Regions from separate parts of the Homo sapiens genome. Here region 1 is linked to region 2. Evidence: chromatin contacts called from ENCODE Hi-C or POLR2A ChIA-PET data. All regions are on one chromosome and are shown on one strand. The core of a region is the stretch at or near the end of the contact, and the rest is flanking DNA. Distances in the headings are between cores, read along the strand shown.

The links. A loop is a pair of places that touch in the nucleus more often than their neighbours do. ChIA-PET counts read pairs that join two places held with the same protein, here RNA polymerase II (POLR2A). Pooled maps may share reads with other maps.
Region 1: a pooled map shows a loop between it and region 2 (13-fold over the local background). The contact joins the promoter of DLEC1 here to the enhancer-like site in region 2. A Hi-C loop is called at or near these places in 1 of 37 single-sample maps with no recorded cell type and 8 of 50 pooled maps. POLR2A ChIA-PET finds 5 or more read pairs at or near these places in 2 of 52 experiments (HepG2 and PC-9).

Annotation. Positions count from the first base shown.
Region 1 is chr3:38,037,351-38,040,761 of GRCh38, reverse strand. DLEC1 (DLEC1 cilia and flagella associated protein) reads right to left here and starts at 1,554. Exons shown (of 37, transcript NM_007335.4): 1 at 1,126-1,554. The coding sequence starts at 1,536. RefSeq lists enhancers at 760-989, 1,280-1,489.
Region 2 is chr3:37,904,914-37,908,461 of GRCh38, reverse strand. The region is part of intron 1 of CTDSPL (CTD small phosphatase like); the gene reads right to left. Among named protein-coding and RNA genes, the nearest start is that of CTDSPL, 45 kb to the right of the region's middle. RefSeq lists an enhancer at 1,669-1,718 and a silencer at 2,170-2,464. Within about 2 kb of position 1,930, at least 10 of the 41 ENCODE cell types and tissues checked have a DNase peak (open chromatin) inside an H3K27ac peak, as active enhancers do.

The DNA of each region.
Region 1 (3,411 bases), core at 305-2,804, 130 kb before region 2:
GATACTGAGAAGATAGAATCCAGTGAACTGGGTGACTGGTCATGGGGTTTATAGGTTTATAATGCTCCATATATTCTGGCTCATGTGAATGACAGGGATGTGAGTCTGAAGTTCAAGGGCAAGGTCTGGCTGGGTAGGCTGAAGTCTTAGCAGAGTGAATGTGGTGACCCACGAATCACAGAGTACAGGATCCCAGCCAGGGGCTCTGGCTGCACTTTAAGAAGCCTATAACCCGTGGAGGCGGCGAGACTGGTCCTGTAAGTATCTCACATACTGTATAGGTATTCATTTTGTTAATGTCTATCTACCTCAGTTAGGTTGAAAGCTACAGAGGACAGGTTGCGTGTGTGAGTGTGGGTGTGCCCGAACACTGGCGTTTTTATTCACTGCTGAATCCCCACTGCCTAGAACAGAGTATGACACCCAGCAGACATTCAACAAATGTGTTAAGTGAAGGAATGACTGAAGCTAACGACGTGGGATGCATGTCACTTAAGGGGCAGGTAGAGGACAGAACAGAAAGGAGAAGAAGAAGATCTGAGAGGCAGGAAGCACACCGGGGTAAAGGATCGGGTATGGGAGGAGTGCCCACAAGTTTAAGGGAGTCTTCAGTAGTGTGGCCAGCAGAGGCCGACTCAGCACAGAGGCCGCGAGTCAGCTGGTTTTCTCCTTGTACAGATGAGGAAGCAGAGTTGCTGTTCTAGAGGCTAGACACGCTTCCTAAAATCTGCGCATGAATGGCCCAGTCAAGATTGTGGTTTGTGATACAAAGGCACCCCAAAGCCGGGTGACTTTTGGCTTTATCCTCTCCATGGAACAACTATTCAGCGGTCTGCCGCAGTCGTTCATTGATATATGCAATATATAACGTATGTGTCTAGAGAAATATAGACAGGTGCTACAGATATATGCCGCACGTTGTGTGGTATGTGTGGTATTTGCGCATGTGTGTGTATGGATAGAGCGTCCTTCCACTAGAATGTCGGGCCCACTTCGGCATGATGGGCTGTTTCTCAACTGCAGCCCCAGATCCTGGAACAGCGCCTGGCACCTGGCAGGTGCTGACGCGTGCCGAGCGCTGAGACCCCGGCACCGTCCGCAGACGCGACGCCACCGCCACGTTACCTGCTGCAGCTGGTCCACGAACTCCTCGTGGCGCTCATTCTCGCTGCCGCGGGCCTTGATCAAGCTTGCGCTCACTTCGTCGCCGATGACCTCGGCTGAGTACAAGTTGCGGAAGACGCCGGTGAGCAAGTGCGAGATATCTTGGGTGCGCAGCGAGGAGGGGCGCAGACGAAGCAGCTGAGGCTCGGGACGCTGCGCCAGCGCAAGCTGCGTGAGGCGGCGGGGCCGGGCTGCGAAGCTGTAGTGGAAGGCCTCAGAGTAGGCGAGGGAGGAATACAAGGAGGACTTCCAGGTGGGCTGGCTGGGGCTGCTGGACCCGGCTGGTGGCGAAGTTGGCGCCCACATTGTCCCCTGGCACTCGTTGGTCCGGGACGCTAAAGACCTCCGCGTTTTGGAGCTCCTGGTCTCCATGGCAACCGAGACGCCGCTAACTCCCTGCGGCACTTCGGCTTCCGGCCTCACCCCTTCCGCCTTGCCTTTCTCTCGGATCCCGTCATCGCTGTGGTCATTGTAAACATTTGTGTCTTCAGCATTGTCCTTTTAAAAGTGAGCTTACTAAGTGTGAGGACCCATGAAGAAAGGTTTAATTGACACAGCCAGGCCTATCTGCAAAACCTTGTACCTAACTACCTACCTTCATCCATTCTTTAATTTGTTAAGCAACTGTTCATTCACTCATCATATTTATTGTGTAAAGATTGTGTTTCAGGTCTGTGCTGATTGCTGAAGATACCAAAGAAGTATGATGCTGCTTCTGCCTTCAGGAAGTGCACAGTCGTGTATGTGTGTGTTTGTGATGATGGCGGTGGGTGTGGAGGTAAAAGTAAAACAACTGTACTTTAGTGGGTTAAGGCCAAGGTGGAGATAAATATTGGTTGTCATGGAACTACAAAGGAGGACAGGAACTTAGTCTGTAGAAGGAGCGATTACTTCTTGGAACAAATGAAAACCAAGCAGAGATTTCAAAGAAGGAGTAGACTGAACATCATTAGTCATCAAAGAAGTGGAAATTAAAACCACAATGCAGTACTACAGTTAGTAGAATGACAAAAAACAAAAAAGTACCTAAATAAGAGCGTGTGTGTGGTGGCTCACACCTGTAATCCCAACACTTTGGGAGGCTGAGGCACGAGGATCACTTGAAGCCAGGAGTTTGAGACCAGCCTGGGCAACATAGGGAGACCCCATCTTTACAAAATATTTAAAAATGTGGGAAGGACGGAATGAAATTCAGGAGGAGTGGAACTTAAAGAGTGTGAGGGTGGAGGAATGACACTGATAGGTTAGGGCCAGATCATAAGTGGGTTGGTAGGCCACAATAGGGAATTTGGACTTTATTTTGAGGGCAGTAGGAGGTTCATCAAGGGTCTTAAGCTGGGGCATGTCATGGTCAGCTCTGTTTTACTAAGATCATTCTGATTGCTATGAGAATAGACAGGAGAGGCAAGAGGCATCAGGAAGTTCAGTTAGGAAACTAGCACAGAAGTTAGGAAAGAGATGAAGGGAGATTGGATGAGAGAGAGGGAACTGGATTGGAGATAGATCCAAAAAGTAGAATTGATAAGACTTGCTGGTGGATAATGGGAGGTAAGAAACAGGCACCAAGAATGACTCCCAGGTATCCTGTGTGTGCAATCAGGGGGGTGATGACAGCATCACTGAGATGGAAAAGAGGACTGCATTTGTCCAGGGCAGCAGCATAACATCACATTGACTGTTGTCATTTGCACACCATGGCTTTTGCTCACAGGTGATACAACCAACCACTTTCTACTCCACACTGAGTTTGCTTGCCTTACATCCTGAAACCCACTTCCAGAGATGAGTGCTAGCATGCTTGCCCACACACCTGGGCTACTTCCACTTCTACTTCTCTTGGTTGGGCCTGGCTCTCTCTTTTGTCCTTTCCAGGACCTTTTCTGTCCTGAGAGCTGAGAAGCCAGGGCCGCCTGCCCTGGACTGTGTGCTTGAGAGGCCCATCTCTGGCTGTCCCCCGCACTCTTTCCCACAGAGTAAGAGATCACAGGGCCAAGATGATGTGCCCCGTGCCTCGCCTCCAGGCACATGGGACCCCAAAAGTATGTGCCCACATGTCCTGAGTTCATTCCAGGGCCTATGCAGGCCTCTTCTTTAAGTTTATCCTCCCAGGGCTGACTTAAAAGGGTAGCTATGGTGGGGGGAGGAGGAGGGAAGTGGAGGGAGCTTTGGCAAACAGGCATTTCTCCAATTTTCCACAAGCATGCAAGGCCCCCAGTGGTGCAGGAAGGAGCTGTGGGTAGGAAGAGG
Region 2 (3,548 bases), core at 681-3,180:
CAGAGTCTACGTAGCAAAATGAAAAAATACAGTTAACTGCAACATTAGGAAAGAATAATTGAGATAAAGATATTAAAATGTTATAGAGGGTATATCAATCAAAATACTGTATGCAGTCTCTTCTTACAGGCTTAACATGCATTTGCCATACCTTCCACTTTCTATTAGGAGATTTTTTAAAAACAGAAACACATTTGGAATACTCTTGCCTGCTGTGATGGACATTCGCCCACTTGGCGGGGGCTACCAGGTGGTGAGTTTCCAAAAGTGAGCCTGAAGGGCGGCTCACAGCATCCCTTCTTTCATGTGGTTTCTAGGCAGCGTTTGTGCTGTGTTTCTGTTCTGACCCTACAAAGGGTACTTTTGTTCCATTAACCACTTGTGGTTTAGCTGCTACACTGAGGGTTATGGGGAAGCCCATGCAAACTGAACTGTAGAAGCTTTCAGACTTCTTAAAAACAAAACCCTGCAGACTTTCTGTTTGTTTTGCATCTCAGGAGCATAGGGTCGCATTTACCATGTGTGATAGTTCCTGGCACACCACTAGCCGTATCTAGGCAAATGCGCTGTATGTATACATGCTTTTTTATTTCCCTTTATCCTCACAGCCCACCTCCACTCCCCTCAACCCACAGGCAAACTTTCTAACATGCTTAAAGTATATCTTTGTGTTTACAGGAGTGCTAGAAAAATGTGCATTGTACTTTTCTGAGCACTTATTTTTAACTTATAGAAATATTAGTCTGTGCATCTCATTCTTATTTTTTCCACTAAGCTCTACGTTCTTAACATTCCCCCACACTGATACACGTACAGTTCCTAACTGCTGTGTGATAAATACACTGTGGTACACCCCCACCCAGGGCATTTAATGCTCTGTCCTCTCCCAGCCTGTCACTCTTTCATCCTTTCTCCTTCACCTCCTCCACTCATCCTGCACATGTGCTCTATATGCATATGGGTGAACAATATCAACAGTGTCAAATGAACAAGACTCAAGTTCTTTAAGTCTCTTAATTTTTTCCTTAGAGAGAAAATTGCACTTGACATTTGTAGTTTTCAAGAATGTATTTTTCATGTATTTCAAGAAGTCTCTGTGATAACTTTAATAATTAAGAATGTATAGGTTTAAAAATGCCCTTAATTTCCTTCATTCTCCTCCCTTAGACCTATTTTGAAGCAGCTGCTTTTAGAAGGCCATAAATGGCCACCTAAGACCCTCAAGGTCAGAATCTAAATTCCAGAGATGTCAGAAGGCGGCTGCTGCAGTTTGATGGCATGATTTTGTAATTTGGTATCACTTAGGTCATGCTTTGATCCTAAAATTGACACTCGAAGAGCCATATATGTCTCAGCAAGTGCACATACCAGGAAAGAACAAAAGGAAGTGGGGGTTTTTGGCAGGGACAGGAGCAGGGGTAATGTCCCTACTGGGCTCTGTGCCCTAGCTGTGACCCCTACCACAATAAAAGCTGTTTATGACTGTAACTCTCTTTAGTCCTGCATTTTACATTCAACAAAGCAGTTTGAACACAGACGCCTTCGTTTGTACCTCATAACCACTGTGTGTGGGCCAGAGTGGGTATTCTCAGCTTTGGTTTAGGAGGGAAGGAAAGGCTCAGAGGGCGAAGTGACTTTCTTAGTCACAAAGGCAGAAAGGAGTGGCAGTGACAGTCCAGCCTCAGTTGGTGGGATTGTCCCTTACCCTCTCCCCACTACTAGAGTGGGCAGCACAGCAGCACACTTTACACTCTTTGGGAATCAGGTTCCTAACAGTCTGTGTCTACCAGGGCATCAGTGGCTCTTGTCCTAAGGGACTCTGTGCCCTGGAGATCATACTGCTACCAGTTCCTCCTTCCCATGACCTTGGGGAACCATTCAGGGAGGCACCAGTGAAAAACAGGAGCTCCAAAGGGCTGGCTCCTCCCTGCTTGTGGTCATCTTTTTTCAGAGCTGGAAAAGATCTTAGGAACTTTATCCAGCAGGGTTCTGGCAGGAAACAGATGGCACTCTCAAAATGAGTAATCTGAGGAGACTTTAATAAGGGAAGCATTTATAGAACGGACCGAAGTGCAGTGGTCTGGGACCAGTAACAGTCGCACATTTACATGCCTAGGCCCAAAAGGGTGAGGAAGGAGAGGCTGCTGGACCCCTGAGACAGAGCGCCCTGTGGAGAAGGCTGCCTGCCAGGAGCCCAGACCTTTGGTGATGCCACAGGGTGGAGCCAGGAGAAATCAATACTTCCTCCGATCTCCTGTTAGTGCTCCCCACTGGGCAAAGCACACAATAGGGGCCAGGAAGCAAAGAAGCCCATTCATAGAGTCCCCACTGGTCGGCTTCCAGGGCACAGGGTAGGACAGAGAGTAGATGTGGAGGGCAAACAGAAAACATCCGGCACAAGAACTAACTAACCCAACCCTCCTGACTTGAAAGGTACTGCGCCTCTGCAGGGGAAAGGCCTGGCCCAGAAAAATCAATGGGCGATTTGCAGAGCTGAGCTGAGAACTCAATCCCTGGGTGCCAGTCCATACTCTTCTCTCCTCTTCATTGGATTTGAGAGTATCTTCTCCTATAAGCATGACTAAAACCTGGAAAAATATCAGGCTTTCAAATCAGCTGGAATTTGTTTATTTCTCTTTTATAAATGGTGTATTCCAAAGCTACTTCTCCATGGTACAGTTCCCAAAGCCTATGTTGTTCAGACCTGTGTGTTACACCTTGGACATGGGAGCCAAGGTTCTCACAATCTAAAGAAACCACAACTCAGAATAAAACACCTTGCAGCAGGTATAGGTATGCAAACACAAGTAGGTCTGGAGAACATGTCTGCACTTCTGCAGTGCCCAGCTGTGGCACAAGGAGGGAGGGGGGGAAGGAAGCCTAGCTCAGGCAGTCAGGCCCCTGGCCTTTGTGAACTGACAGAGTATTCTCCCAGCCTACTTACATACAGAAATAGCTGTGCATTGACCCACGAGTTGCCCAGGCCTGGAAAAAAACTCCAGGATATTTTAAAAATCACATGTTCTTCCAAGTCTTTTAAAACTTGACTGGAGAACTGGCTGGCTAAAAAAAGAATGAATCATTGAGATCCTTTTTGTAGGCATTATCTGAGACAAATTCAAAATCAAAGATCAAAACGTTATTTGACTCTTAATTTCCTTTATATATTCTATAAACCTTGCCCCCTTTATGAAGTAAGGCAGGCTTCCCAATTCTTTGGATAACAGGCTTGTATCAGGGAAACTGTGAAAACACTACCAATGATTAATCTTATGTAGATATTAGCATGATAGCTCTGTAACTACAAAATTAAAAACACTAGAGCATTTTTGCTCAGCTTTTTACTTTTTATATTCATTCATTCCATCTTTAAATGTTTTCTGAGTCCCCGTGTTTGAAGCTGTGGGCAGTACAAAGTGTAACAAGACTCGGAGAGGCAGCGGGGGGTCAAATCACAAAGGAAGGTTCTCCCACCTTCTGTTTCTTGTAGGCAGTGAGGAGGCACTGAAGGCTTCCAGAGGAGTGATTAGACTGAGTCATGTTTTGGC